Linked DNA regions of Homo sapiens: all the other regions are linked to region 3. The links are chromatin loops, found by intact Hi-C in ENCODE. Cell type or tissue: PC-3. All regions are shown on one strand.

What was found. A loop is a pair of places that touch in the nucleus more often than their neighbours do. Peaks named below come from ENCODE experiments on the same cell type or tissue, not always from the same donor. Only the 100,000 strongest peaks of a DNase experiment are listed, where the experiment ranks them.
Region 1: a loop joins it to region 3, with 5 times the contacts of the local background. A loop is called at or near these places in 2 of 110 quality-filtered maps.
Region 2: it touches region 3 in a loop (2.8-fold over the local background); 3 of 110 quality-filtered maps call a loop at or near these places.
Region 4: it touches region 3 in a loop (9-fold over the local background); 2 of 110 quality-filtered maps call a loop at or near these places.

Annotation. Positions count from the first base shown.
Region 1 is chrX:5,108,850-5,116,849 of GRCh38, reverse strand. No RefSeq gene overlaps it. Among named protein-coding and RNA genes, the nearest start is that of LINC03070, 610 kb to the left of the region's middle. In PC-3, a CTCF peak has its summit at 3,508 (motif pointing right); no DNase peak of the experiment used is centred here.
Region 2 is chrX:4,841,040-4,849,039 of GRCh38, reverse strand. No RefSeq gene overlaps it. Among named protein-coding and RNA genes, the nearest start is that of LINC03070, 880 kb to the left of the region's middle. In PC-3, no CTCF peak of the experiment used is centred here; DNase peaks (open chromatin) are centred at 4,439 and 7,609; H3K27ac peaks cover 940 bases.
Region 3 is chrX:4,665,857-4,673,856 of GRCh38, reverse strand. No RefSeq gene overlaps it. Among named protein-coding and RNA genes, the nearest start is that of FAM239C, 730 kb to the right of the region's middle. In PC-3, a CTCF peak has its summit at 3,003 (motif pointing right); no DNase peak of the experiment used is centred here; H3K4me3 peaks cover 1,123 bases; H3K27ac peaks cover 1,762 bases.
Region 4 is chrX:4,543,859-4,551,858 of GRCh38, reverse strand. No RefSeq gene overlaps it. Among named protein-coding and RNA genes, the nearest start is that of FAM239C, 610 kb to the right of the region's middle. RefSeq lists an enhancer at 4,917-6,116. In PC-3, CTCF peaks have their summits at 1,629 (motif pointing right) and 4,438 (motif pointing left); DNase peaks (open chromatin) are centred at 4,428 and 5,483; H3K4me3 peaks cover 2,214 bases; H3K27ac peaks cover 1,454 bases.

The sequences.
Region 1 (8,000 bases), 440 kb before region 3:
GAGATCAATACTGGCCAAACTTTGGAAATAAAATAGTAACGGAACTTAGAACCTAGCGATATGAGTTTGCTAGGGCTGCCGTAACAAAGTCCCACAGACTGCGCAGCCTAAACAAAAGACATTTATTCCCCCACCATCCTGGAGGCCAGGAATTTGAGATCAAGGTGTCACAGGGCTGATCCCTCCTGAGGCTGTTCTCCTTGGTTTATAGACGCCGTCTTCTCCCCGTGTCCTCACATGGTTGTCTTTCTGTGTGTCTGTGTCCTAATTTCTTCTTATAAGTCCTATTGGACCAGGGCCCACCCTAATGGCCTCATTATACTTTAATTGTCACTTTAAGGGCCCTATCTCCAAATACAGTCCCTTTCTGAGGTACTGGGGGTTAGGACTTTAATATGTGTATTTTGTGTAGACACTGCTCACATGCAAATGAAAGCAAACTAATGCCAAACAATTGGTGAAATGCCAACATTTTTATCAAACACCATGGGTTAGATATACCACTGGTGAAAACGTACTATGTATATATAGAGACAGAGAGTTTAGGCTGCACAGTCTGTGGGACTTTGTTATGGCAGCCCTAGCAAACTCATATATAGCTAGGTTCTAAGTTCCATTACTATTTTATTTCCAAAGTTTGGCCAGTATTGATCTCCAGTGGCCACCATTGATGGTGGTCTGTGAAATCAGTTTCTTTGAAAGATCTGCATGAAGATGCATACTGAAAACATATACACACACACACACACACACACACACACACACATACACACACCATGGAACACTATGCAGCCATAAAAAAGAATGAGATCATATCCTTTGCAGAAACATGGATGGAGCGGAAGGCCATTATCCTTAGCAAACTAACACAGGAACAGAAAACCAAATGCTGCCTGTTGTCACTTTTAAGTGGGAGCTGAATGATGAGAACACATGGACACATGGGGGTGAACAACACACACTGGGGCCATCGGAGGGTGGAAGGTTGAGGAGGGAGAGGCTCAGGATATTAATGGGTACTAGGGTGATACCTGGCTGATGAAATAATCTGTACAACAAACCCCATGACACACTTTTACCTGTGTAACAAACCTCCACATGTACCCGTGAACCTAAAAGTTAAAAAAAAGAAAGAAAACGTACAATATAAATTTTATTTTTAAGTTTTTTCCTATTTTAGTAACTTTTAGTAAATAAAGCTCAACAGCAGACTTCACTTATTTTTATGATGTTGGTAGTAATATTTTCTCCTTCATCCTGTTTGCCTGTTTCCATATCTTTCCCCAGATCATACCCACTTTTAGCATTATTACCAAAATAATATAATTGAACACAAATCTTTTCTAACAAGTAGAGAAGGCCCATCCAGGCCCATCCTCCCATCTTTCCATCCTTCTCTATCTGCTCCCAGACTCCCCATTTCAAACTTCTATTGTTCATTGTCAAATGCTTTAATAAACTTTCCATGTGCTAGTTTTCAATTTACTTTCAATTCTGTAACCAACCCATTCCAAATTCCACAATAGAGAAAGAAATATCTGGGTACTTTCTATTTCCCAATTTAACCTCTATGCCAGCAAGATTAGGACAGGTCCAGAGGTGGGCTTTTCAGTGGGAATGACCTTCTAAACACCAATGAGTGAGTTACAAATGGAGACTTTCCTGTAAAAACTTTTAAAACATTGCTGTATTACCACTGGCAAATTAATCTCAATATCATGTAATATTTAACATATTTTTCACGAAACAGGATTTGGGAAATAGGAAATACCTGCATTCTCATTAACAATATAGTACTTTTTGTTTAACTTTGAAGTTCAGGGGTGCATGTGCAGGTTTGTTACACAGGTAAACTTGTGTTATGGGGGTTTTTTATACAGATTATTTCATCACCCAGGTATTAAGCTTAGTACACATTAGTTGTTTTTCCTAATCCTCTCCCTCCTCCCACCCTCCACCCTCCAATAGGCCCCAATGTCTGTTGTTCCACTCTATGTGTCCATGTGTTCTCATTATGTAGCTCCCACTTATAAGTGAGAACATGCAGAATTTGGTTTTCTGTTCCTGTGTTACTTTGCTAAGGATAATGGTTTACAGGCTCCATTCATGTTCCTACAAAGGATATGATCTCCTTCTTTTTTATGGCTGCATAAGGATAATGGCCTCCAGGTCCAGGCACACTCCTGCGAAGAACATGATCTTGTTCTTTTGTATGGCTGCATAGTATTCATATTGGGTTTGATATCAGAAATACATGCCTTGCACATACTTTTTGTTTATTTAATTACCACAGAAAACTCAATGACATAGATTCTGATTACATCTATTGTAGTATCCTGCAACTTACGCTGTTTTAAAAAATTGTTCATCATTCCCACGTTTTACTTTAAAACTTTGCAGAGAAGGCTCAGCACGGTGGCTCATGCCTGTAATCTCAGCACTTTGGGCGGCCCAGGTGGGTGTATCACCAGGGGTCAGGAGCTGGAGACTAGCCTGGCCAACATGGTGAAACCTTGTCTCTACTAAAAAACACAAAAAACTTAGCCAGGTGTAGTGGTGTGTGCCTATAATCCCAGCTACTCAGGAGGCTGAGGCAGGAGAATCACTTGAACCCAGGAAGTAGAGGCTACAGTGAGCTGAGATCGTGCCATTGCACTCCAGCCTGGGCCACAGAGCAAGACCGTCTCAAAACAAACAAACAAGCGAACAACAGCAACAACAAAACTTTAAAGAGAGAATGAAAAGTAACCACCGTTGATAATTTTCCTCCTCACCATTAGGCATGATTATTGCAATTGTCTCTTCATCTAGGATATAGAAGTCAAAAACATACAAATCACCAAATTATTAGTAAAATTGCAGGAATTACAGACATCTGTTCTTTGCACATCCCAGGCAGAGAAACTGCATCTCTACGGTTTCCAACTCATTTATCTAGAGTTGTTATGATAAATTTTCCCAAATGATCCCAAATTGCTGGTCCACAAATTCCTTTAATAATACATTTAAACCTCAAATGTAAATGCAATGTATTTGTATGTAATAGTTTGAGTAATCGAGGTCCACCACAAAAGATACCAGTGCCTATTTTAAAAACATTTTAATAACGTACTTAACAAAAGAAAATGAATGCTTTAGCAAAAAAAAAAAAGAAAGAAGAAAAAAGAAAAAAAAAGATAAACAAAGAAAAACCAGGTTCAAATCGCTGTGTTTGGACAGCATCCCATTTTTGCATGTTTCGGGAGCAGTGTACAGCTTTTTTGCACCCTCAATTTGTCCAATGTATTTAATGGCTCTGCCAATCTAGGAAGCAGAGAATCACCCAGAGCAGGAACGTCCTTGACTTGGTCATTTAATTATAGACAATTATAGACCATTTTTGCTGCTTCACAGGTTTGAGTAAGCAGCGTGCAATGATGTGATAGTGATTATTAAATGCTTAAATAACACGCTTATAATTCTGATTTGGGGGATGATTTTTCTGTCTTATATAGTGTATATTGACCCTGCCTGTAGATGGCAATGTTGTTCAAAAGACAACAACATCACCTTCTATCTATTGCAGATTCGCTGTGCATTATACACAGGTGAAGTGATGTTGTGTCTCAGATGTAATATTAAATACATATATTACCTTAATATACTTGGGGAGTTAGCTTGCGGGAAACGGAAACAGATGGAAAAGATGGAATAAAACTGGCAAAATCCTGATAATTGTTGGGACTTGGTAAAATAAACTTAATAGACAGAAAAATGCTAGATATTTCCTTTCTCCCACCCTCCAATCTCAAGTAGGCCCCAGAGTTTCCCTATAAAACAAACATGCACATAGACCCCTGAACCTAAAATGAAAGTTAAAAGAAAAATAAATAAGTAAAATAAAATGTGCACCTCTTTTCCTTAAAAAATAAAATAAAACAAAAATGCTAGATAGATAGATGATGGATAGACATTTTGTGTGGTTGAAGTGGGCAGAGATAAAACGTGTGGATCCAATTCCCTGTGACTTAATAGATGTTTTTGTTTATTTTATTTTGTTGATGTCGAAATCAATATGTTGCAAAAGAAACGTGTTTTCCCACTGTTCACCGATTTAGTGTCTGCTTTTGAATTTGTATAAAAACAAGCGATGGTTGCTAAGCTGAGGAAACTCTAGAACATGTTCTATGTTAAAGTTCACTAGAAAATAGTGATAAATAACTTGGCTTTAGCTATGAAGATGGTGGTTTTATTTAAAATTTTAAGTCAGTAAATCACTGAGCTACAACACAGTGCGTGGCACAGAACTGCAGAAGGGCCCAGCACATATTTCTTGGACACCTGGATTAGGGAAATACTTTGGAAGTGGTTTGTGAAATGCACCAAGTATGATGTCATGAGCACACGGGCTCGGAGAGTGGAGATAAGGGATTTGAGTGGTGTGCTCATGCACCGCTATGCACCACAGTTCTGCAACATCTACAGATGAGTCCATCCTAGTGAGTAGAAGTGGGTCAAGCATCTGAGAACCTCAAATTGCTCTTTCTGTGTGTGCTTTTAAAGTGCACAACAGCATGGGACAGACTGTCTGTCAAAAATTGCTGAACATGAATATCCTTTGCTTCTTGTATATGAAAATGAAAAAGCAAAATTTTGTAGCACTGCATGGATGATATGGATGTGTGTGTGCATGTGCACAAATTATATGTATGTGTGTGAGTGTGTATGTGCATACACAAGCTTATGTGTCTCTGTGACATCCCTGCAAATCAAGTCAAAAAGATCATATTATAATCCTGTCATTCTACAAATTATTTATAATGTGTGAATTTTTCTTTGTTATGCTCTGAATTCTGCCTATCCCCTCAAAATTTGTATGTCCAAGCTTTAACCCCTAGGACCTCAGAATGTGACTATTTTTAAAGACAGGGTTTTTTGTTTTTTGATTTTTTGAGACAGAGTTTCACTCTTGTTGCCCAGGCTGGAGTGCAATGGCGCAATCTCGGCTCACAGCAACAACCTCCTGGATTCAAGCGATTCTCCTGCCTCAGCCTCCCAAGTAACTGGGATTACAGGCACTCACCACCATGCCCAGCTAATTTTGTATTTTTAGTAGAGACGGGGTTTCTCCATGTTGGTCACGCTGAAGACAGGGTCTTTAAAGAGGTGATTAAGGTACAGGGAGATCACTAAGGTGAGCTCTGATCCAGTAGCACTGGTGTCCTTGTAAGAAGAGGAGATGAGGTTACAGACACACACAGAGGTACAAACAGGTGAGGACTCAGGGAGAAGACGGCATCTACAAGCCCAGGAGAGAGGCCTCAGGAGTAACCAGCCCTGCCCACACCTTGATCTCAGTCTTCCAGCCTCCAGGGCTGTGAGAGAATCAATGTCTGTTGTTTATAAGCCACCCAGTCTATGTGTTCTATTATAGCAGCCTGAAATGGACCTAAGACACCTCATAAGAAGAGGAGATGAGGACACAGACCCACACAGAGGGACGACCCTGTGAAGACACGGGGAGAAGACAGTGTCTACAAGATAATGAGACAGGCCTCAGGAGGAACCAGCCCTGCCCACACCTTGATCTCGGACTTTCAGCCTCCAGAACTCCAGGAGGATAAATGTCTGTTGTTTAAGCTGCTTAGTCGGTCGTCCTTTGTTACAGTAGCCCTAAGAGTAATACAAGGTCCAAATAATCCCAATGTATTATTTAGAGGAGATACTGTAAATACATTATTTAAACAATTCTCGATATCCATTCATTCCTTAAAAATTTTGTAGCAATCTAGTGTTTCTTCTTTAATTAGGAAATAAATAAGAGAAAAACAAAACTCTTGCTCAAATAATGGAAATGAACATATAAGATTATTACGCTAATATTAAAAGGCATCTGCAATTGTATTGAATTTCACTTTTTATATTTTGTCTTTTGCATTTAGAATGTATCAGTAGTATAGTTAAGAATATTAAATTCTAAAGTATAATCCTTACGTGAAAGGAAGGTAGTTATTATTTGAATTTAATAAATGTGTTTTTATAATCAGGTATGTTCTACATTAATCACAATGTAGGTGAATGCAAAAAGATGGTATTGTGATGAAAATATTTATGGTGTTAAAATTTTATCTTTCCTTAGAAATGATATTTTCTCTTCATCTCGAAATATCCACAGACTAGAATCCTGATCTATTGTGCTCAAGTGATAAGACAGACAAAAAGAAGAATGTGACATTAAATGGCCTGCTGTCAGAAATATGCAGAAATTACTTTTCGTAACGATGTCCAAAATAATACACATCTCTTAAAAGAGGAACGATAAAATATTAAAAATATTTTTAAGAAAGCTGACATGTCAGATTAAACGATGATGTTTTAAGATGCATTGTAGCTGTGAGATGGACCAGTCACAAAAATAAGTGGAATAAATAAAAGCCTAAGTCACTTATATTAGAAAAATTACAAAGAAATATTTCTTTGTTTTAAGCAACAAAATTTTAAAATGTGGAACCTAGATGATAATGCATGAACAACTGGGAAAATGTGATCTCACTAAGATTGTTTATTGCTAAGGATAATTATACATTTTATTGTGCTAGATATACGTATACCCTAAATTTGCTCTTTTAACCATTTTAAGTGTACAATTCAGTGGTAATAATTACATTCACAATGCTGCTCAACCATCAAGACTGTTTTCAAACCACTTTCATTACCCCAAAGAGAAACGCTGCAGCTATTAAGCAATGACTCCCCCATTTGCCCTCTCCCCAGACCCTGGTCACCATTATCCTATATTTTCTCTCTATGATTAGGGCTATTCTAGATATTTTATGTGAGTGGGATCATGCAATATTTGTTCTCTTATTTTATTTAGCATAATAAAATATTCATCTACATGGTAGCATGTGTCAGAGGCTCCTTCCTTTTTTAGGTTGAATAATATTCCACTGTATGGATAGGCCACGGTTTGTTTGGCGACTCATCCGCTGATGGACATCTGAGTTGTTTTCACTTCGTCACTATTTAAAGAATGCTTCCATGAATACTCTTGTATAATTTTCTGTTTGAGTCCCTGTTTTCAATTCTTTCCACCTGAATTTGAATAGGGAAATTGCTGGGTCATGTGGTAATTCTACTTTTAATTTTGACAGGAACCATCATACTGTTATCTGTAATGGCTGCAGCATTTTAAGTTCTCACCAGTGATGCACAAGTGTTCCAACTTATCCATAGCCTCACCAACACTTGTTCTTTTACAATTAAACATTATTTTATTTTTAAAATTTTTGTTAAATTTCTATTTTTTTGTAGAGATGGGGTATCACTGTCTTGCCTAGGCTGGTCTCAAACTCTTGGCCTCAAACTATTCTCCCACCTTAGCCTCCCAAAGTCAGGGATTATAGGCATGAGCCACTATACCTGGCCAACATTATTTTCAATTCTAAACATGTACTAAAGAATTGCTCCTAAATTAGACATGACTCACCAGACCTTGGATGGGAACCTATCAAAGATGTACCTCCTAGGTGGAAGGTAATGTTTGGGTTGGAGAGTAAGCAGTGCCTTATTTTTCTACACCTGAAAGATGATGGTTGGTGAGTGCACTAGTCCATTTTCTATTGCTTATAATGGAACACCTGAAACAGGGTATTTATATTTAAGAATAAATTATTTTTATTTTTATTTTTATTATACTTTAAGTTTTAGGGTACATGTGCACATTGTGCAGGTTAGTTACATATGTATACATGTGCCATGCTGGTGCGCTGCACCCACTAACTCGTCATCTAGCATTAGGTATATCTCCCAATGCTATCCCTCCCCCCTCCCCCCACCCCACCACAGTCCCCAGAGTGTGATATTCCCCTTCCTGTGTCCATGTGATCTCATTGTTCAATTCCCACCTATGAGTGAGAATATGCGGTGTTTGGTTTTTTGTTCTTGCGATAGTTTACTGAGAATGATGATTTCCAATTTCATCCATGTCCCTACAAAGGACATGAACTCATCATTTTTTA
Region 2 (8,000 bases), 180 kb before region 3:
ACTAGAGTATTCAGATAAAAAGAGCTGACAACCCTCAATATCAATACATATATATCTATCATTTATTTGCCTAATTTTTGATCCATTTATCCATCCATCCATCCATCCTTCCATCTAGATAAATAGAAGATGGATGATAGATGGTAGATAGATGCATAGATATAGATAGATAGATTAGACAGATGATAGATAACAGATATAGATAGATAGACAATATATTGGTAAATGAGAGATATATGTATCTCATTTACATATATATATATATGCCATAAATAAAACATTCTTTTACTTTGAAACTCCTAGCCTTCAGTTGAATTGATGACAGTCCTCAGTTTATGGCTAGTTATCATCACCTTTAATCAATGGAAGTCCCATCTTTCATGTTTTATTGCCTTTTATTTCCATAATCCATTCTTTTTCTACTCCATCTACTCTCTCAGTAACTTCCTTTTTATTGAATTTCATGCATGTATTTTTTTGCATATTTTTCTTTTTTTATTATACTTTAAGTTCTAGGGTACATGTGCACAACGTGCAGGTTTGATACATAGGTATACATGTGCCATGTTGGTTTGCTGCACTCATTAACTTGTCATTTACATTAGGTATTTCTCCTAATGCTATCCCTCCCCCAGCCCCCGACCCCCCAACAGACCCCGGTGTGTGATGTTCCCCGTCCTGTGTCCAAGTGATCTAATTGTTCAGTTCCCACCTATGAGTGAGAACATGTGGTGTTTGGTTTTCTGTCCTTGTGATAGTTTGCTGAGAATGATGGTTTCCAGCTTCATCCATGTCCCTGCAAAGGACATTAACTCATCTTTTTTTATGGCTGCATAGTGTATATGTGCCACATTTTCTTAATCCAGTCTATCACTTATGGACATTTGGATTGGTTCAAGTCTTTGCTATTGTGAACAGTGCCACAATACACATATGTGTGCATGTGTCTTTATAGTAGCATGATTTATAATCCTTTGGGTATATGCCCAGTAATGGGATGGCTGGGTCAAATGGTAATTCTAGTTCTAGATACTTGAGGGATCACCACACTGTCTTCCACAAGGGTTGAACTAATTTACACTCCCACCAACAGTGTAAAAGTGTTCCTATTTCTCCACATCCTCTCCAGCATGTTGTTTCCTGACTTTTTAATGATTGCCATTCTAACTGGCATGAGGTAGTATCTCATTGTGGTTTTGATTTGCATTTCTCTGATGACCAGTGATGATGAGCATTTTTTCATGTATCTGTTGGCTGCATAGATGTCTTCTTTTGAGAAGTGTCTGTTCATATCCTTTGCCCATATTTTGATGGGGTTGTTTGCTTTTTTCTGGTAAATTTGTTTTAGTTTTTCGTAGATTCTGGATATTAGCCCTTTGTCAGATGGGTAGATTGCAAAAACTTTCTCCCATTTTGTAGGTTGCTTGTTCACTCTGATGGTAGTTTCTGTTGCTGTGCAAAAGCTCTTTAGTTTAATTAAATCCCATTTGTCTATTTTGGTTTTTGTTGCCATTGCTTTTAGTGTTTTAGTCATGAAGTCTTTGCCCATGCCTATGTCCTGAATAGTACTGCCTAGGTTTTCTTCTAGGATTTTTATGGTTATAGGTGTAACATTTAAGTCTTTAATCCATCTTGAATTAATTTTTGTATAAGGTATAAGGAAGGGATCCAATTTCAGCTTTCTACATATGGCTAGCCAGTTTTCCCAGCACCATTTATTAAATAGGGAATCCTTTCCCCATTTCTTGTTTTCGTCAGGTTTTTCAAAGATCAGATGGTTGTAGATGTGTGGTGCTATTTCTGAGACCTCTGTTCTGTTCCATTGGTCTATATATCTGCTTTGGTACCAGTACCATGCTGTTTTGGTTACTGTAGACTTGTAGTATAGTTTGAAGTCAGGTAGCGTGATGCCTCCAGCTTTGTTCCTTTTGCTTAGGATTTTCTTGGCAATGTGGGCTCTTTTTTGATTCCATGTGCAAGCATGTATTTTTCATTACTCCTTGCAAGCGCGTACTGCTTTACCCACTGCAAGAAATCATTTCTCTCTTACCTTCAACTAACATCAATCATCCACTAGTTCTCAAATGTTCCCTCACCTTAGTGGACTTTTTATATCTACTCTTCCAATACTTTTGTTAGCCCTTTTTCATTTTCAAGAAACCCCACTTTTTATTTCCTTTAGAGCAGTGAGATATAAATATCATGTTTCCATTCCCTCATTTAAAAAGGTTTTATGCACTAAGATTCCTAGGCTCAGAAATTTTCAATCTCTCCTTGAAAAAAAAATAATAATTCAAGAAATCCATTATCTTTCTAATTTTTATGTTTCCAAAATGAGCAACTAATTACAGGGAATTATATTGGGTGTCAAACAGAGGGTGATAATCCTGGGATGCACTAATTGTGAGAAAGGGAATTTACTTGAACTTAAAAAAGTTTTGCGAAGCACGGAAGAGTCATCTGAGGTGTAGTCTATTAGATTTGCAAGCAAGGTACTTGTGCTATCATTCCTTAACCTGAAACAGCTGCATGATTCTCCTATGGCAAATTGACTCTGCTGTTCTGTACAAACCACAAACGCAGATGAACTGCTAATGCCTGAAAGACCCTATAGGTTGCAAAAAGGCACAATGCAGGAACAACCTCACATATGTGGCATATCCATGGAATAAGGAGAAGAACTGAGTTTGTCTCATCAGCTTGTTGAGATGGGCTATCTGAGTCAGGGCATCAGCTGACCTGCAAAAATAAAGAAACTCAATATTTCCTATGCAATTTAGATGAGACAGAGAAATCAGAGCAGCTGGTATTTGTTAACATTTTGTTATACTTTTCATATACTTACAGATGCTGTTTCTCTCTATTGCTTGACTTTATGCTTTGTGAGGACAACAAAGTCATCTAGATATCATTGTAGTCTTGGTAGCACAGGCTCTATCTAAAGGTGTTTACTAGATGAGTATGTGTTGATTGGATGGATTTGTAGTAGGCATCAGTTTTTGAAAACCACTGTGTGTCCTAATATTTAAACAGTGTGGTCATATTCTGAGTTATAATGCAGTAAATATTCTAAAACTTTGTGTGAGCTCACATTTCTCATAGGTATTAATTCACTGTGACTGTAAGGTAACAATGTGAGTTTCATGGCTGGCATAATCACTGAGTTTGCAGTTGGTGCTTGACAAATCCAATAGGGTCCTTCTATGGTAGCCACCTGGGCTCCTCCCCAGAAACCATGATCATCATCTTAAAGGTATTGGAGTTGTCAGTCATGGCTATTGTCTACTCATGGTCACTAGCATTGCATTGTAGCTGGGCAAACGCCAGAATGTACCTTGTCCATATCTGGCTCCAGGACATAATCTGTGGTTAAGTCTCATAATCAAAACTATATATTAATATATCGATGCTGCCAGATTCTTTAGGCTGGAGGTAACCATTTAATATGTTAATTTGTTAGGGCTGCTATGTGAAGGTGTCATAGACTGGGCTGCTTAAACAATCGAATTTATTTTCTCATAGTCCTACGGGCTGGAAGTCTGAGATCAAGGTGTGGGCAGGGCTGGTTCCTCCTCTCTCCTTGGCTTGTAGATGCCGTCTTTTCTCTGTGCCCTCACAGGGTCGTCCCTCTGTGCATGTCTGTGTCCTCAGTCCATTTCAGGCTGCTATAATAGAATACCATAGACTAGGTGGCTTAGAAACAACAGACATTGATTGTCCCACAGTTCTGGAGTCTGGAAGTTCAAGATCTAGGCGTGGGCGGGGCTGGTTCCTCCTGAGGCCTCTCCCCTTGACTTGTAGGCACCACCTTCTCCCTGTGTCTTCACATGGTGGTCCCTCTGTGCGTGTCTGTGTCCTCATCTCTTCTTATAAGGACCCCCATCCTATTGGCTTAGGGTCCACAGTAACAACCTCATTTTATGTTAATCACCTGTCTAGAGGCCCCACCTCCAAACACAGTCACACTCTGAGGTCCTGGGGATTAATGTCTCAACATGTGAATTTTGGAGAGGATAAAGCTCAGCCTAAAACAGCAACTATCATCTAACTCTAGATGGATTAAACATACAGGGTGCTAATTTTCTCAGCTAACCAGAAGCCTGAACATGGTATGCCGTGTTAAATAAAAGAAATATTAATTATGCCTGTTAAAGCATGGTAAAATAGACATTATTCTGGGCTATTGGGATAGATACAGGGACTATGGCAATGGGGTCTTGCAGTGGGGGAGAGGAATTGGGCTCAACTCTCAATATAGCATGGACAAGTGGGGATTTATAGCCGGGGAGCAGGGCGGAGGTCAGTGGATGGAAAATGACTAAGAGGAGACACCAAGGATGACAGGGATTCTGGCTAAGCTGACCTAACAGGATTTTAGCTGAAGACAGGCCAGTGAAATCAAACATCACCTGGGGGAGGGAGGGGGATGAGAAGTCTGAACAGATATGGAGAGTGAAGCGTTCTTGCTAAACTGGCTTAGCAGGGTTCTTGCTAAAACTGGATTTTATAAGGAAGTGCACAGAAGGACCTAAGATAAGGTTTAGGAGCATGACCACAGTTTGGTCAAGCAAAGAAATTCTGTCGGTTCTGGCAGGGGATAAGAGGCTCCATGAGAATGTTTTTCTGCTTCCTGTCTACACATCAGGCAGAGAGATGGAGGACAGATGGCCACACCACTCCCTTCACCAGTGGATACACCATGTACATTACTGGCTGTACAGGTCACATGGCCCAGGAGAAGTTGGGTAAGCAGGAAGAGAAATGTCATGATTGCATTGGATCAATATTGATTAATCACTTGATTTATTTCACATTGCTGTCACACTTTTAGGATTTCTGATAGCTGGAAAAAAATGGGCATATAGATGTTGCGTAGCCAACTAACCAAATATACCTCACTAAGAAAAGAAAAATTAAGTCATTCTTGGCTGATAATAGAAATGTACAAAACCATGTGGTTTTCTAGTATCAGCACTCCATCAATAATCATTGACCAAATTATTCATCATTTTAACATATTTTCAAATGAGAGATATGTCAACTGTTTATCACTGAACTTCATTAAATCACTGTATTTTAGAATATGTTGCTTCTATACGTAAGTATGTCAGGAACAAAAACTTGCAGTTATGCATTGTGTAATATTTTTAATGAATTTTCAAATATTTTTCTGTGATTCTGACTTCTGTTTTTGTTTTATATTGCCATCGATAATTCTTCTGATTTAATGCAATTTTAGTGGCATAGTCTCCCTGTTGGAAACAAAAACCTTTATAGTCCTTATATGTCATTATGTAATGTCAAAATAGTCATATTTCTCTTAATTTAAATATGAGAAAAGCATACTTTATATATATGCATAAGGCTTATATCTCCATTTTCCTGCAAGAAAATTGTATTATTCTTCTTTTTAAATGATTAGTTAAACCATAAACCTTGCGATATATTTTCTCCATGCATATCACACAGAGGGATTGAAAATAATAAATATATCAATTTAATTTATAGTATATAATTCAATATAATTTAGGCTTCCAGGTAGGGAAAAAATGTTATTTGATTGATTACAGTATTAGTAGTGCAAATTTTTATGGTCACATTTCATTCTGGGCTTCAGTGCTGGATGGGGAGGGGATACGTGCTCTGAGATGCAACCATTCCATTTGAAGCTATGGACAAATTTGCTTTGAGGTGCAATCATTCTATCTGACTTATTGAGCTTAAGTAACAAAAATCCCATCCCCCTTTGAAGTTCTATCTCTGAAATTACTTAGAAGGACTGTCTCTGCTTTAAGGTCATACCCACCTCTATGTTCTTTTTCTCATTGTATCAGGCAATTTAACTCTAACTGCATATCTCTGGAATTTTGACGTTTGGCGTAAAATAGAGACCTACATTTGTTTTTTCCAAAGTTTGCATTTATTTAAAAAACATGCAAGACTAATGTTTCTAACACTCACTAAATGCATTATCTTCCTCATGCACTAAAAACTCTTATTTACTGGTGACCATTTCTGGGTTGTCTGCTGATTTCAGTGTCTTTCATTTATTTTGTCATTTAAGTGAACCAAGTATTGTGGCATTAGATAAGCAGTTTCCAACTGGTGGATGTTTTGTCTACTAGGGAACATTTGATAATTGAACATTTGTCTGTAGACATTTTTGTTTGTCATGGCCCAGTGCGGAAGAGGGAATAGAGTCAGGGATGTTCCCTAGTGGGCAGAGGCCAGAGGTGCTGCTAAACATCTTACAATGCATAGGACAGCCCCCACCACAAAGAATTACCCAGTCCCAAATGTCAGTAGTATCCAGGAGGAGAAATCCTCTCTAAGAAAATTCCCTTTTTTGAAATCAACTTTATTGAGGCATCATTTATATATAATGGAATAAATGTATTTTGAGAATATAGTTCCATGAGCTTTGAAAATGTGTATACCCGCCAAGCACAATGGCCCACACCTAAAAACCCAGCACTTTGGGAGGCCAAGGGAGGAGGATCACTTGAGCCCAGGAGTTCAAGACCAACCTGGGCAATATGGCAAGACTTCACCTGTATAAAAAATGTAAAAATTATCCACGCATAATGGTGTGCACCTGTGGTCCCAGCTACTCAGGGGGCTAAGCTAGAAGGATTGTTTGAGTCCAGGAGTTGGAAACTACAGTGAGCCATGATCTCACCCTTGCACTCCAGCCTGGGTGACAAAGGGAGACTCTGTTTCAAAAATAAATAAATAAATAAATAAAGCAATTTTCTAATCTAGAACCCACAGGCTGAGAAATGGCTTGATTCCTAGAAGGAGGAACTCTACAATAATAGCTCAGACAGTATGGGCTGCAAATGTCTCACTGCCCCACTTTTTTCCAAAGGGAATTCTGGACTTCTGGATTTCTGAAGTTCAAGACCAGGCTGGGCAACAGAGCAAAATCTCATCATCTCTACTAAAATATATTTTTTTAATTAGCCAGTCATGGCAGAATGCATCTGTAAAAAAGCAGACCCTGTCTTGAAAAAAAAGAAAAGAAAATACGCATGCCACAATACACATAAATGTATCAATGTGGGTTGGTCATGGATATGCATTGCTCAAGTACTCAGGGAGGAAAAGCTGAAAGCGGTGACTGGCTCTGCCATTCTGCAGTCACCACTGCTGTGCTGATATATATATATATATATATATATATATATATATATATATATATATATATATATGGCTATGAGATACTTCAGCTGGTAATTTTTCATGAGTGCTTAAGACACCAGGTTATTTAAGACTGTATGTCTGCTACTTGAACCCTGAAAGCCAGGCAGTGAGCCAAGGCTGTGATGCCCAGCCTAGGAGCAGGTGTCTCTGAGAACTCAAACATCCCAGAGCATATCTAGATATATACCAAGAAAAACAGTCTCATCACATGCAGTAGGTAAAGAGTCAGAATATTAGCTTAAAAGCAGCTTTGAGACAGGCAGCAGGGCAGATCTCTGGAGCTGTCCAGCTGCTGCCCAGGAGTACTTTATATTTAAGTCCTAATAAATGCATCTACTCAGCAAGCTGGACTTGTCTGAGGCATTCTTTGGTCTCTGGGTTCCTTCCAAGTTTGGAGGGAACATTCTTTGATATAGTCCCGGGTTTGTCCTGTAAAAAACGTGCAGAGAACATACCCTTCACTAAGGCAGTCAGGAATGTGCTGTTGAGAGAACTTCCCTCAGAAGGTCTGAGTCAGCCTCCTGCACAGGCCAGGGCTGTTGATGGCAGGGGTGGTCACAGAGCTGTGCTTATTCACATCCATGGGATGATCCTGTGGATTGGAAGAATTAATATTGTTAAGCTGCCCATACTTCCTAAAGAGATAGACAGATTCAATACAATCCCTATCAAAATTCCAATGGTATTTTTCACTGAAATAGGAAAACAAGTTCTAAAATTTGTATGGAATCACAAAAGGTCCCGAATAGCCATAGCAACCTTAAGCAAGAAAAAGAAAGCTGGAAGCATCAAACTTT
Region 3 (8,000 bases):
ACCTTCTTTGAATACAGAGTTAGATTACATTCCTTAATTTGTAAACAATGTGGAAGTTTAGGGTCAATTATCTGTGCTTATTTATATCTTATTTAGGTTATGATTTCAGCATACAGCACACACAATTTTCACTTTTTCAGATTTGTTGAAGTTTCTTATATGCAAATTATATTGATACTGTATATGTGTATGTTCTCAATAATGCATATGGCCATTATATGTACATAAAGATATTATGACATATATATATGCATGTATATGCCTGTGTGTATATATGCATAAATGAGAGGCATATTAAATTGAACCTATCATTTGAATTCTTATGTTTTTCTCTTTCCTTATTTTTCACTGTTAGATTTACTAATTTCTCAAATTCATGAAGTAGTAGAGGCATGCAAACTATGCCTCTATAAATATAATCTTAAAAATTTCCCCTTTCACTCCTAATGATTTTTGTTTCACTCATTTAGCTGTTATTTTTACTTAATGTAAATAAAATTACTCTCATTACATTTTTTTAACACTAGATCTCTTCTTGACAAATTCTTATTGCCTCTGCTACATAGCATTGTTTTCTGAAACTTTTTTATCACTTTATTTTTTAGTATGCTTGCATAAATAGGATGCAGCTTAGTTTTTGTAATATGGATGAGGTAATTCAGTTCATTAATAATTAATGAGTCATTTTTCTATTCTTCTCATTATATCTCATATTTAACATAATTAGCATGTAATGATATTCTTTCTCCTATTTCAAGTCACCACTGTTTCCGCATCTTAGAATCTCTGTTTCAGTAGATTGATGTTAAGGAGAGAGTTGCATTTTTTATCTGGATCTCCTTAAGTCCTAGGTCCTGTTTTGTTATTCAAATTGACTTCAAGGTCTGAGCATCTGTTTTCTGGACTTCTGCAGGCTCTGCTGCATTTCTTGCTCCAGCTGCTGGCCCCCTTGTATTTGGGGGATCCCTTATCCTAGACCCCTTTGTTGCTGGAGTACCTACACTGCTGCCCTCCACAAAGCAGAATGTGCGGTGGCGTCCATGCCTGTGAACCTACAGGGTTCAAACAGCCAGAAAGTCCGTGTCACAGGTATACCTGGTCAAGTCTCTCTATTCCCAAGTGTATTCACACGTCCAGGTTGTTTTTTTGTTTTGCTTTTTTGAGATGGAGTCTGCTCTGTTACCCAGGCTGGAGTGCAGTGGCACAATCTCGGCTCACTGCAACCTCTGCCTCCGGGGTTCAAGTGATTCTCCTGCCTCAGCCTTCCAAATAGCTGGGATTACAGGTGCGCACCACTACGCTTGACTAATTTTTGTATTTTAAGTAGAGATGGGGTTTTGCCTTGTTGGTCAGGCTGGTCCCAATCTCCTGACGTTAAGTGATCTGCCTGCCCACCTCGGCCTTCCAAAGTGCTGCAATTACAGGCATGAGCCACCGTGCCCAGCCTACACTTCCAGGTTTAAAGCAAAGATAAATCAAGCTACCTATCCACTTCCTCTTAGCTTTGATAATGGAAAAACCAAACTCTGTCAAATATTTTAAAAGTTTATTCTGAGCCAATATGAGTGACCACGGCCTGGGGAAACAGTCTTAGGAGGTCCTGAGAAAGTGTGCCCGAGGCAGTTACAGTTTGGTTTTATACATTTTAGGGTGACAGGAAATGTAGGTGACATCATTAATCACTACATGGAAAGTGTACATTGGTTCAGCCTAAAGAGGCAGGATCTCTTGAAGTGGGGCCTTACAGGTCATAGGTAGATTTAAAGATTTCTGATTGGCAATTGGTTGAAAGAGTTAAGTTTTGTCTAAAGAGTTGAAGTCAGTAGAAATAAATGCTAAGATAAAGGGCGAGGAGTTGTGGAAGCCAAGGTACTTATCATGTAGAAGACACCTCCAGGTAGCAGCCTTCAGAGAGAACAGATGGTAAATGTCTCTTTTCAGACCTTTCAAGGTGTCAGACTTAGAGTTAATCTTTCCTAGATACAGCAAAGTCCTGGCTGTATGAATGGAGATTCTCCACAGATGCAAATTTCTGCCAGGAAAGATGGTTTTGCAGGGCCATTTCAAAATATGACAAAGAAATCTATGTTGGGGTGAGATATTTTGATTTCCTTCCGGGTCTGCTATCTGTCATACGATGCTATACCAGAGTCAGGTTGGAATTTGGTAATTTCCTGTCCCAGGGGTCTGTTTTGTCAGTCTTTTGAGCCGTACTTTAATGTGAATGCTGGTGGGTTGTGCCTAGACTCCAAAAGGCAGGAGGGGTAAGGAAGGACGTATGTCTGACCTCTCTTCCTGTCATGGCTGGGAATCCAGTTTTTCAGGTTTCTCTGGGGTCCCTTTGGCCCAGAGGGGGTTTGTTCAGTTAGTTGAGGAGCTTAGGATTTTATTTTTGGTTTACAGTCTTTTAAGTACTAGGGAGCAATAGCACACTAACTCAGAGAGGAAAGGAAAAATTTTTTGAGAGCCTGCCTCTTTTGCAGTGAACTGGACTCCACTTTGTACTTCTGGGCTCCTCAAATTTTGTATTGAATCTCACTAGGGCAATTGGAGGAAAGCTTCGTTCAAGTACTCCTTGTCCTAAATGGCTTTAGGTCCAAGCAACCATTAGGACAGGCCTCTCCCTAGAGACAAGAGGGTTAGAGCAGCAGTCCCAAACCTTTTTGGTACCAGGGACCAGTTTCAGGGAAGACAATTTTTCCATCAACCAGTGGCAGGGGGATGGTTTCAGGATGATTCAAGAGCATTACATATATTGTGCACTTTATTTCCACCATTATTACATTGTAATATATAATGAAATTATTCTACAGCTCATCATAATGTAAAATCAGTGGGATCTTTGAGCATGTTTTCCTGCAGTCAGACAGTCCTATCTGGGGGTGATGGGAGACAGTGATAGATCATCAGGAATTAGATTCTCATAAGGAGCACGCAACCTAGATCCCTCACATGCGCAGTTCACAATAGAGTTTGCACTCTTATGATAATCTACTGCTGCCACTGATCTGCCAGGAGGTGGAGCTCAGGTGGTAATGTGAGCCATGGGGAGCAGCTGTAAATACAGATGAAGTTTTGTTTGCTCACTCGCCACTCACCTTCGGCCATGTGGCCTGGTTCCTAACATGCCACGGACTGGTATCTCTAACCTGGGGCTCCCCAACCCCCAGGCCACAGTACCAGTCTGTGGCCTGGGGGTTGGGGAGCCCCAGGTTAGAGGATTCTCCCCCTTGGTTAAGAGAATGAACAATGTCTGGTGACCTGGCATCTGTAGCCCACTGAGAGTAGATTGAAGGAGGGAGCAAATTGTTATTCTTTATTGTGTTGGAGATGCAATGCTATTTTTAACAGAAAAATTGAACACATATATGTTTATCTGTTGGTTCCACACACATATCCTTCTGAAAACCTTCACTATTTTGCCACACAAACTATGCAAAAATGCACTTTAATATAATGCCAAAAGATGGCTTGACAATGTGTTTTCTTAATAAATGTAAGAAAGCTACACATTTAGCCTAGCAGTATGATTTGTTTTTGTGTATTATGCCTGCTTTGTAAAGAATTGCTTAATATTGCATTTATAAATATTAGAATAAGTCTCTACTTTCTATGAATACATGTTTCTTTTGGAGAAGCAAAATTTATCAGCTTGTGATTCACTCTTTTATTTTGTATATGTAAAAATGTTTGCTCCTTTATTTTTCTGCTCTTAAAAATATAGAAGCCATAGTGCATTTAAATTGTAACAAAAGTACCATCTTTGAGCTCACATATTTTGAAGAGCAACAATAATCTAGGTTTTTGTTAGCCTCCCAATTAAATTCTGACTAGGGTTATTAGTGTTCTAAACTGAATTTTATTGCAGTGCTTAAATGCATACAATAATTCATCAACAATGAAGTCTCAAGTATTTTTATTTTATGTTTTGAAGGGTTTTTTTAACGTTATCTACAAAAGGAGATGTTTTAGAGAGCTTTTTACTGATGTTTCTTCTAAAACATTAAATGAAAATCTAATAAGGCTCTGTTTCCATTACATTTATGCCACTTCTAAGAGGTGCAAGAAAGCTAGATCCTGGCTGGGTGAGGTGGCTCATGTCCGTAATCCTGGCACTTTGGGAGGCTGAGGTGGGAGGATGGCTCAAGCCCAGGAGTCTGAGACCAGCCCAGACAACATAGCGAGACTCAGTCTCTACAAAATATAAAAGAAAAAAAATATTAGCCAGACGTGGTGGCACACATCTGTGGTTCCAGCTACTCCAAAGGCTGAAGTGGGAGGATTGCTTGAGCCCAGTAGGTTAAGGCTGCAGTGTGCTGTGATTGCACTTCTGCACTCAAGCCTGGGTGACAGAGTGAGACCCTGTCTCAAAAAAAGAAAAATAAAGCTAGATTCTCAAAATGTTTCTACTCTAAAGAAATGTTTCTTTTTGTTACATGTTGCTGTGATGAACACACAAAAGCGAAGTTGATTGTGTATTTAGAATCTTCCTCTATTTTAATTTCTAGAATGCTGAGTCATACTGAGCTATTAAGTCAGGGAAACAACTAGAAAAAAATAGTTTGGGCAAACACAGTTACATAATATTTCTCTGTTATTGAAGGCAGAACAAACGTAAAAAGATGAAAAATTGCATTTAATGGGAAGAATAAAAAGAAAGTTAATCTGAAGAACAGGAAACGAAATAGCAAATCAAAAGCTGATTGAACTGAGAGAGAAAGAAAATCGTGAGATCTTGAAAGTTTGCTTAGGCATTGCAGGTGATAATAAACAATACTGTTAATGCGTTTGTGAGTTATTTCCAATCTGGAATTTTATTTCTCAAGCAAGAGTAAACAGTGAATCATGGTGTCAAATTATTGTAAGCATTTGAAAATACCCAAAGGAGAAAGTAAGCAAATATGTGAAATATAAAACACGGAAATATTCACTTCTAAAGTAAGACCGCATACCATTAGGTTTAAACTATTCAGAAAAAGAATCAGAAGTGACATGAAAGCATACCATTTAAGGTATTAAGTTTAATCTCTGTAAAGACAGTTTAAACCTGACATTCACTGATACCGTATTTTTAAAACTAATTTTGGTAGAATTAGAGATTCATAGGAATTTGTGAAGATAGCACAGAGGTCTTGTATACCCTTCAACCAGGTTTTCCTAATGGCAATACCTTATTTACCTATACTACAATGTCAAAGAAATTAATATGGGTCCAATGTATATATAGTTTTATGACATAATTTTTCTCATGTCTACTTTTGAGGAACCACCACTGAAAAGATACAGAACTATTTCATTACCATAAAAATCCCTTTTTCTAATGAAACTGGTTCACCTCTGACATGGTTTGGCTATGTCCCTACCTAAATCTCATCTTGAATTGTAGCTCCCATAATCTGCACATGGTGTGGGAGGGACCTAGTGGGAGGTAATTGAATCATGGGGGTGGGTTTTTCCTGTGCTGTTCTGGTTATAGTAAATAAGTCTCATGAGATCTGCTGGTTTATAAAGGGCAGTTTCCCTGCACACGATCTCTTGCCTGCCACCATGTAAGAGGTGCCTTTGCTCCTCTTTTTGCCTTCTGCCATGATTGTGAGGTCTTCCCAGCCATGTGGAACTGTGAGTCCATTAAACCTCTTTTGCTTTATAAATTACCCAGTCTTGGGTATGTCTTTATTAGTGGCGTGAGAACAGATTAATACAACCTCCTCTCCACTATCCACAACCCTTGGCAATGCTAATTATTACAATTATTTCTAGAATTTTGTCACTATAAGTGGAGTAATACAGTATAAGATCTTTTGAATGGGCTTTTATTGACTTAACACACATGGCATTCACCCAAGTTGTTGAGTATGTAAATCTTTTTCTTTGATTTAATGGCCGAATAAAATGTTGTGAAGATGCCATTTTGTTGAACCATTCCATTTCCTTCAAGTCAGATAAAAAGTTTTTTCAAAAAATACATAAATTTACATATTCTACAAATTTTACTTCTTTCTTTTTTGCAAGTCAGGGTCTCATTCAATCATTCGGGCTGGTGTACAGTGGCATCATCTTGGTTCACTGCAGCTTCCACCTCCCAGGCTCAAGTGATCCTCTCACCTCAGACTCCCAAGGAGCTGGGACCACAGGCACAAGCCACCACACCTAGCTAATATTTTTATTTTTGTAGAGACCTGCTTTTTCCATGTTCCCCAGGTTGGTCTCAAACTCCTGGGCTCAAGTGATCTTCCCTCCTCAGCCTCCCAAAGTTCAGAGAATACACATGCAAGCCACCACGCCCAGCCTAAGATTTGACTTTCAGTAAGATTTGTGTTACTCTTTTCTCGGTAAATATGTCTACAGGTTTAATAATATGTGTGATACCATTTTAATTTACGATTGCATTTCTAGTTATCATATACTATTTTCAAAATAACTGAAAAGTGACCTTTTATACACATCCCTTGTATCCAACCATGTTGGAAAACCTATGTATTAGCCACACTCACTTACTAATGTTTATTAGATAAGAATAAACATATTTTTTCTTACTCTTCTAATTATTCCAATGCCTTGTCTTATTATACTAGCAGAACCTCCAAAAAGGTGTTTCTATCATTTTCTCCTCAAATTTCAATGCGATTTTGGTTTCATTAATTTGATATGTGGCTTCGTACACAAACATATATCATATACATATGATATATGTGATATATAGATAAATACATATCATATATATGACATATAGATACATAGATATGTATCATATATATCTGTATATATAATATAGATATATTTATGATTTATACCTTATACCTTTTTTTCCCAAAACACAATATAGCACTTAGGATGCTTTCAAATTTAATAATTAAAAACATAACTAAATAAAAGTAGCTTGAACAATAAGGGTTTATATTTCTCAGGTAAAAAGAAAGAGGCCAGAAAACACTTCCAGGACCTGTTAATTCAGCAACTCAACAATTCCAGGGGTCTTAATCAGTTTCTTTCTTTGCCTTTTTTTTTTTTAACTCTTCTTTTTCTTATTGCAATTGTTTTGTCCTCAAAGTGGCTGCAGTGGCTCTGAGTATCACATAATATACATACAATGTTCAAAGCCAGAAAAGAGCAGAGGCTTTTTTATTGCATGCACCCATCTGTGTTTATTCAAGGCTGGGGGTCCCAGCATTTATCTTCCAAATCTCAATGAAGAACCTCAATTCTGCTCCATCTGCTGTGAACACGACCAATCAATCCTTTTCTTAAAATTTACATTTCCATGTGGGTATTTTCTTGTGTCTTAGTTTATTGTTTTCCTTTTTAATTGCTTTACTGTGTATCATTTCAAAAGCATTGCAAATACATTTTATCTTTATTTATTTATTTATTTATTTTTGAGACAGGGTTTCACTCTGTCACCCAGGCTGGAGTGCAGTGGCACGATCATGGCTTACTGGAGGCTTGACCTCCTGGGTTTAGGCAATCCTCTCACCTCAGCCTCCCAAGTAACAGGGCTCACAAGTGCGTACCTCCATGCCTAGCTAATTGTTTTTTTTTTTTTTCCTGGGAAAGATAGGATCTCACCCTGTTGCTCAGGCTGGTCTCAAACTCCTGGACTCAAGCGATCCTTCCATCTTAGCCTCCCAAAGTGCTGGGATTACAGCCATGAGCCACTATGCCCAACCTGATTTTATCTGCATAACCTTATCTGATAGTCTTTAGTTTGATAGGAAAATTGATTTTCTCCATATTTATTGAGATAACATATTTAATACAGTACCTGATCGTTTTCATCTTTTATCTTACTCTATGCACATTGTTTTTATGCTGGGCCATTGTTTCTTCTTTATTTACATTTATATTTACATTTTTTGTAGCTTGACCAAATTTCAAATCACACTTTAATCTTGATCTAATTCCCACTCTAATTTGGAAATTGGACAGATATATTTATAAATATATATAATATATAAATTAATATAAACATATCACATTGATATTATATACAAAATATAAAC
Region 4 (8,000 bases), 120 kb after region 3:
TAAAACGGAATTTTTTAAATGGGCTTGATTGAATGATTGCCATGGAGTACAGGAAGTCCCTGTGCAACTCTCAAGCAGTTCCTCTCATTATTAACATCTAATGTGGCTGTGCTGTACTTGTCAAAACTAAGAATCCGACATCATTGACACAGCACTCCTAAGTACACTTCAGACCTTTGGTCAGATTCCACCGGCTTTTTATGAACTTTTTTTTTTTTTCTGTCTCAGGATCCCATTGAGGGATCACACTGCACTTACTTGTCACCCCTCCCCCATGTCCTGTCTGTGGCCCTTTCTCAGACTTCCCTTGCTTTTTCATGACAGTCTTGAGTACTGTTCAAGTAGTCTGTGGAATATTTCCCATGCCACATTTGTCTCCTGTTTGTCTTATCATTAGAGTGGGGTTAGGGAATGTTGGGAACAAATACCACAGAGGTAAAGTGCCCTTCTCATCCCCTCACCAGCATAGAGGGATAGATAGATAATAAATAGATAGATAGATAGATAGATAGATAGATACATACATACATACATACATACATAGGTAATAGATACATGAGACATAGATAAATGATAGATGATAGATGATAGAAGATACATAGATACATGGTAGATTTTATAGATAGATATAGATATATATAACATACTATATTATATTAAAAACAAAAAATATTGCTAATTAATGTTATAAAATATATATTATATATTATATATTTAAATATATTATACATGACATAATATAGAATATAAGGTATAAAATTGTACATAATATATGTATAACTATATATAGTATACACAATGAATTATATACAATTATATTCATATTATATGATTGTGTACAGTTGACCCTTGAACAGGGCGAGGCTTAGGGGCACCAATCCCCTGTATGGTTAAAAGTTCACATATAGGCTGGGCACGGTGGCTCACGCCTGTAATCCCAGCACTTTAGGAGGACAAGGTGGGCAGGTCGCTTCAGGTCAGGAGTTCAAGACCAGCCTGGGCAACATGGTGAAACCCATCTCTACTAACAATACAAAAATTAGTCAGGCATGGTGGTGTATGCCTGTAGTCCCAGCTTACTCAGGATGCTGAGGCAGGAAAATCACTTGATCCCGGGAGGGGGAGGTTGCAGTGAGCTGAGACTGTGCCACTGCACTCCAGCCTGGGTGACAGAGTGAGACTCCGTCTCAAAAATAGTTCACATATAGCTTTTAATTCCACCAAAACTTAGCTAGCAGCCTACTGAAATCCACTGATAAGTGGATCCCCATAGTTTAAACTCATGTTGTTCCAGGGTCAGCTGTGTATATTGTATATAATACTCATTATATATAGTATAACACATAATAAAACTATTATTATTATTTTCTTAAGGCTACAGAGGATCTTCAGCTGCACAGGATTTCCTGCAACTGAAGACTTTTGTTCCACCTGCAAACTGCAAACCAGGAGTGACTTCCCATCAAGAACTATGAAGAGTCTGGGAGTATATCCTGTTTGCAAGTTAATAAAATAGCTTGCTGCAATGCTGCCATTCTATGGATGCTGGCAGAAGACACAGAACTTTTAGGTCTAAGACTAGAGACTTGTTTCCAGCAAAGCCATTGCCAGAGCATCAGCTTCTTTTTCTCAGGACCACAAGGGGGTGCTGAGGATGAACTTGGATGGGAACCTACACCTGCTATGGGCTGCCTTATAGGAGGGAGATACAGAGCCTGGGAAAAGTCGGCCACTTCATAACCCCCGATAAGCAGAGCCTGCTCTTTGTCCTGGAGGAAGATGTCACCTGCTCCTTCAAGGTCGAACATGTAGTAGAGCCACAACCCTGAGAAATACTCTAGGGAAAGAGTGGTCAGCACCTGGCATTCTTACTTAGCACACCCATAAGATATGGAGGACAAGAGACTCATGGAGAAGAGTCTCTGCCACTACTGTTCAACTCTCCCAAGACATCATCTTGGGGGCTTTTTCAGTTCCCTCAACTTGTCCCCAGTCTTCCTAGTAGGTAACAGGTAAAGTTTGTGAAGACTCGGTGACAGCTGCAAATTCCTCTTGTGGCTGCATCTCCCAGAGGTCCTACAACTTTATGCTAGTCCACTGTCAGCCTCAGCAAGCCCTTTAAGACTTTCTCCACATGTGTCTTATCCATTTGTGTGTTTTCTGTGTCTGTTCAAGGTAAGATGTACACACATCCCATCTCACCTTAGAAACGCCTGCCTTTCCTTGTATTTCAGCCTGATTGTTTGCACTATATATTCGTCAGGGTTCCCCAGAGGGAAAGAACTAATAGGTTCTATGTCTATATGAAAGGGAGTTTATTAGGGAGAATTGGCTCACACCATCACAAGGTGACACCCCACCATAGGCCATCTGCAAGCTGGGAAAGACAGAAACTGGTAGTGGCTTATTCCAAGTCCAACAGCTTCAAAAGCAGAGAAACTGACAGTTCAGCCTTCAGTCTGTGGCCAAAGGCCCAAGAGCCCCCGGCAAACCACTGGTGTAAGTACAAGAGTCCAAAAACCAGCCAGGCACGGTGGCTTACACCTGTAATCCCAGCACTTTGGGAGGCCAAGGCAGGTGGATTGCTTGAGGTCAGAGCCCAGAGTTCAAGACCAGCCTGGCCAACATGATGAAACCCTGTCTCTATTAAAAATACAAAAATTAGTCTGGTGTAGTGGTGGGTGCCTGTAATCCCAGTTACTTGGGAGGCTGAGTCAGGAGAATTGCTTGAACCCAGAAGGCAGAGGTTGTAGTGAGCCAAGATCACACCACTGCACTCCAGCCTGGGCGATGGAGTGAGACCCTATCTCAAATAATAATAATAATAATAATAAATAATAAATAATAAATAAATAAGAGTCCAAAAGCCAAAGAACCTGGAGTCTCATGTCCAAGGGCAGGAGGAACAGAGTGAAGCATCCAACATGGGAGAGAGATGAAAGCCAGAAGACCCAGCAAGCCAGCTTCTCCCACCTTCTAACCATCTGCTTTGCTTTAGCCACACTGGTAGCCAATTAGATGGTGCCCATCCACACTGAGGGTGGGTCTTCCTCTCCCACCCCACCGACTCAATGTCAATCTCCTCTGGCAACACCCTCACAGACACACCCAGAAACAATACTTTATCAGCTGTCTAGGCGTCCCTCAATAGTTGACACCTAATATTACCCACCATACCCTAAAACTGGAGTTTTCTGACAGATTCAAGAAACTTTAGATTTAGTTTATGATGTGTCCTTGATTTTGCCGTGATTGTTGGAGCGATGATCTTCTTACAAGCTTTCTACATCCTAAGTTTAAGCTAGAAGGCTAAACTTTTTATTTTGTAAAGAAGGGCTTCAAGTTGATCTGTTTAAACACTAAGTTTAAATTGCTGGCTTTCAGTAAAATGTTCAAATGCGTTTTTTAAAGATAGACATATCCTTTAAAATAATTAGTCTGAGTGAAGTTGTAGTTTCTGTCCATAAATTTATTATATGTCAGGAATATTTATTAACATGGAGAAGGGGATAGAGACCAAGCTGATGGGTAGGTGACCTTAGATCTAGCACCGGAGGTGGAAGAACAACTTACAGAAAGAACTGAAAGTAATCTCCTTTAGTCTCCATAGGGCTACACAGTATGCAGTCTTTACCACACAGTAGGTGCTCGATCTAGCTTCAATGAATGAACGAGTTACTTAATTAATAGTCTAATGCCTGTACTGTTATGTGTGGAAGAAAAATCCAGCCAATACGATTTACAATGCTGTCTATAACCACTTCACTGAATCTGGGAACTAAGTGAATGCTCCAAAAATATTCCCAGTTATGTCTTTTTCCTAGTTCTAACCTGGTCATATTAGCATTTCAAATTCATCTCTGATGGGTGAAAATCTAATTCTTTTCTCCCATCTTTTTTTTTTTTTTTTGGTGGTGTTCCATTTTTTTAATGTACAGGAACTAAAAATTCTGTTCAATTCAGTGAAGGGTCCATTAACTTAATTAGGCTAAATGCATCTCTTTTCAGCTGGATTCAACTTCCAGCCTCAATTGTGCTTCTCTTTGTCCCACCCGGGTAAACATTTCTTCACAAAAGCTATATTTGCTCTCCTCCTCAGCATCTTTTCGGAGAATGCCCCTTTTCTGGAATCAATGCCCATCACCAAATATCTGTCTGGAAAGACTGCATTTAGATATTTATGTTTTCATGGCACCCTAAACATTGAACAAATAGAGATGATTGAAGCATTTGCATGGTTTGAACAAATACCATGACAAAGTTGTGGTTTCGGCACCTCCATATGAACGCTCATTATGCACAATTGACCCTCTCCAGGTGTTGGCAGGTGTAGTTAAAACAAAGCAAAGCCCTTGAGGGGGTCACTTGAAGATGCCAGATTTTTAAGGAAAATTTCACTTCTCAGCAACTCAAATCAACATCGCCACCTGCTGGCCATTGTCTGATATGGCATGCCCCATGAAGATGGCACTAAGAGGTTATGCAAATGTGCATTGAACATTAGCAAGGCAACTTTTTACAATGCATATTAACATGTCCCGCGCTTACATAAAGTATCATGCTCGATGCACGCATAAAAATAGTGATAGCCCATGCGAAAAGCATCATGGGTGACCACGGAACGCACATTTCTAGGAATACGTAGAGTTCTTGGACTTACCTGCATATTAGCATCACCTGAAACCTTTAAAATTTCACATTTCCGCAGGTGCATTTCAAAACACTTAAGTAAGTCTCTGATAGTGGGACTCAGAGGCATTTCTTTCTCCAAAGCTTCCAAGTGATTCTAAGGTGCAGCCAAGCTTAGAAACATAATTGAGCCTTTCTCTACTGCATGGCTTAGCTGAGAATGATGTTGACATTTGAGCTACAGATTACATGGCCGAATGTTGAGGTAGGTCTGTTGTAATTAAAGAGAGGTTTGGAAACCTCGCTGGGCTAAAAGCCAGGCAGCAACATTTCTAGCATTACTTCTGTGAATTATAGCTGCTTGATGTGGGGCCAATACACACTTTCATCAGATCCTATTTCCCTTTTTTTTTTTTGACGGAGTCTCGCTCTGTCGCCAGGCTGGAGTGCAGTGGCGCGATCTCGGCTCACTGCTACCTCCTCTGCCTCCTGGATTCCAGCGATTCTCCTGCCTCAGCCTCCCAAGTAGCTGGGACTGCAGGCACGTGCCACCACACCCAGCTAATTGTTGTATTTTCAGCAGAGACGGGGGTTTCACCATGTTGGCCAGAATGGTCTCGATCTCTTGATCTCGTGATCCTCCCGCCTCGGCCTCTCAAAGTGCTGGGATTACAGGCATGAGCCTCTGTACCCGGCTCTATTTCCCTTTCTTTAAGGGTGCACTGGGCTGTGGGCTTTCTAAGGGATTTAACAGTTCGGAGTTCTGCTTATCTCTCTGTTTGAAAATAATTATGGCATGAATCAGAGCAGAGATGAAACATTTCAGAGTTAGTTTAAGTTAGTAGTTGTATTTCAGAGCATCTATTTCGTTGGCAATAATGTTACATGAGGACATACAGAGCAGGTCATTGTCAGGCCTCTGAGCCCAAGCCAAGCCATCGCATCCCCTGTGACTTGCATGTATACGCCCAGATGGCCTGAAGTAACTGAAGAATCACAAAAGAAGTGAATATGCCCTGCCCCACCTTAACTGATGACATTCCACCATTGTGATTTGTTCCTGCCCCACCCTAACTGATCAATGTACTTTGTAATCTCCCCCACCCTTAAGAAGGTCCTTTGTAATTCTCCCCACCCTTGAGAATGTACTTTGTGAGATCCACCCCTGCCCACCAGAGAACAACCCCCTTTGACTGTAATTTTCCATTACCTTCCCAAATCCTATAAAACGGCCCCACCCCTATCTCCCTTTGCTGACTCTCTTTTCGGACTCAGCCCGCCTGCACCCAGGTGAAATAAACAGCCATGTTGCTCACACAAAGCCTGTTTGGTGGTCTCTTCACATGGACGCACATGAAATTTGGTGCCATGACTCGGATCGGGGGACCTCCCTTGGGAGATCAATCCTCCGTCCTCCTGCTCTTTGCTCCCTGAGAAAGATCCACCTACGACCTCAGGTCCTCAGACCGACGAGCCCAAGAAACATCTCACCAATTTCAAATCTGGTAAGCAGCCTCTTTTTACTCTCTTCTCCAACTTCCCTCACTATCCCTCAACCACTTTCTCCTTTCAATCTTGGCACTACACTTCAATCTCTCCCTTCTCTTAATTTCAATTCCTTTCATTTTCTGGTAGAGACAAAAGAGACACGTTTTATCCGTGGACCCAAAACTCCGGCGCTGGTCACAGACTGGGAAGGCAGCCTTCCCTTGGTGTTTAATCATTGCAGGGATGCCTCTCTGATTATACACCCACGTTTCAAGGGTGTCAGACCACGCAGGGACAACTGCCTTGGTCCTTCACCCTTAGCAGCAAGTCCCGCTTTTCTGGGGAAGGGGCAAGTACCCCAACCCCTTCTCTCCGTGTCTCTACCCCTTCTCTGCTTTTCCGGGGACAGGGCAAGTACCCCAACCCCTTCTCTCCGTGTCTCTACTCCTTCTCTGCTTTTCTGGGGACAGGGCAAGTACCCCAACCCCTTCTCTCCTTGTCTCTACCCCTTCTCTGCTTTTCTGGGGCAGGGGCAAGTACCCCTCAACCCCTTCTCCTTCACCCTTAGCGGTAAGTCCCGCTTTTCTAGGGGGCAGGGGCAAGTACCCCCCAACCCCTTCTCCTTCACCCTTAGTGGCAAGTCCTGCTTTCCTGGGGCAGGGGCAAGTACCCCTTAACCCCTTCTCCTTCACCCTTAGCAGCAAGTCCCACTTTTCTAGGGGGCAAGAAACCCCAAACCCCTTCCCTCCGTGTCTTTACGCTCTCTTTTCTCTGGGTTTGCTTCCTTCACTATGGGCAACCTTCCATCCTCCATTCCTCCTTCTCCCTTAGCCTGTGTGCTCAAGAACTTAAAACCTCTTCAACTCACACCTGACCTAAAACCTAAATGCCTCATTTTCTTCTGCAACACCGCTTGGCCCCAATACAAACTTGACAATGGCTCTAAATGGCCAGAAAATGGCACTTTCGATTTCTCCATCCTACAAGACCTAAATAATTTTTGTCAAAAAATGGGCAAATGGTCTGAGGTGCCTGATGTCCAGGCATTCTTTTACACATCCGTCCCTTCCTAGTCTCTGTGCCCAGTGCAACTCGTCCCAAATCTTCCTTCTTTCCCTCCCACCTGTCCCCTCAGTCCCAACCCCAGGCGTTGCTGAGTGTGTCTAATCTTCCTTTTCTACAAACCCATCTGACCTCTCCCCTCCTCTCCACGCCAAGCTAGGTCCCAATTCTTCCTCAGGCTCCACTCCTCCACCCTGTAATCTTTTTATCACCTCCCCTCCTCACACCTGGTCCGGCTTACAGTTTCGTTCCGTGACTAGCCCTCCCCCACCTGCCCAGCAATTTACTCTTAAAAAGGTGGCTGGAGCTAAAGACATAGTCAAGGTTAATGCTCCTTTTTCTTTATCCCAAATCAGAAGCGTTTAGGCTCTTTTTCATCAAATATAAAAACCCAGCCCAGTTCATGGCTCGTTCGGCAGCAACCCTGAGACGCTTTACAGCCCTAGACCCTAAAAGGTCAAAAGGCCGTCTTATTCTCAATATACATTTTATTACCCAATCTGCTCCCGATATTAAATAAAACTCCAAAAATTAAATTCCGGCCCTCAAACTCCACAACAGGATTTAATTAACCTCGCCTTCAAGGTGTACAATAATAAAAAAAAAAAAGTTGCAATTCCTTGCCTCCACTGTGAGACAAACCCCAGCCACATCTCCAGCAAACAAGAACTTCCAAACACCTGAACCGCAGCAGCCAGGCGTTCCTCCAGAACCTCCTCCCACAGGAGCTTGCTACAAGTGCCAGAAATCTGGCCACCAAGCCAAGAAATGCCTGCAGCCCAGGATTCCTCCTAAGCCGTGTCCCATCTGTGCGGGACCCC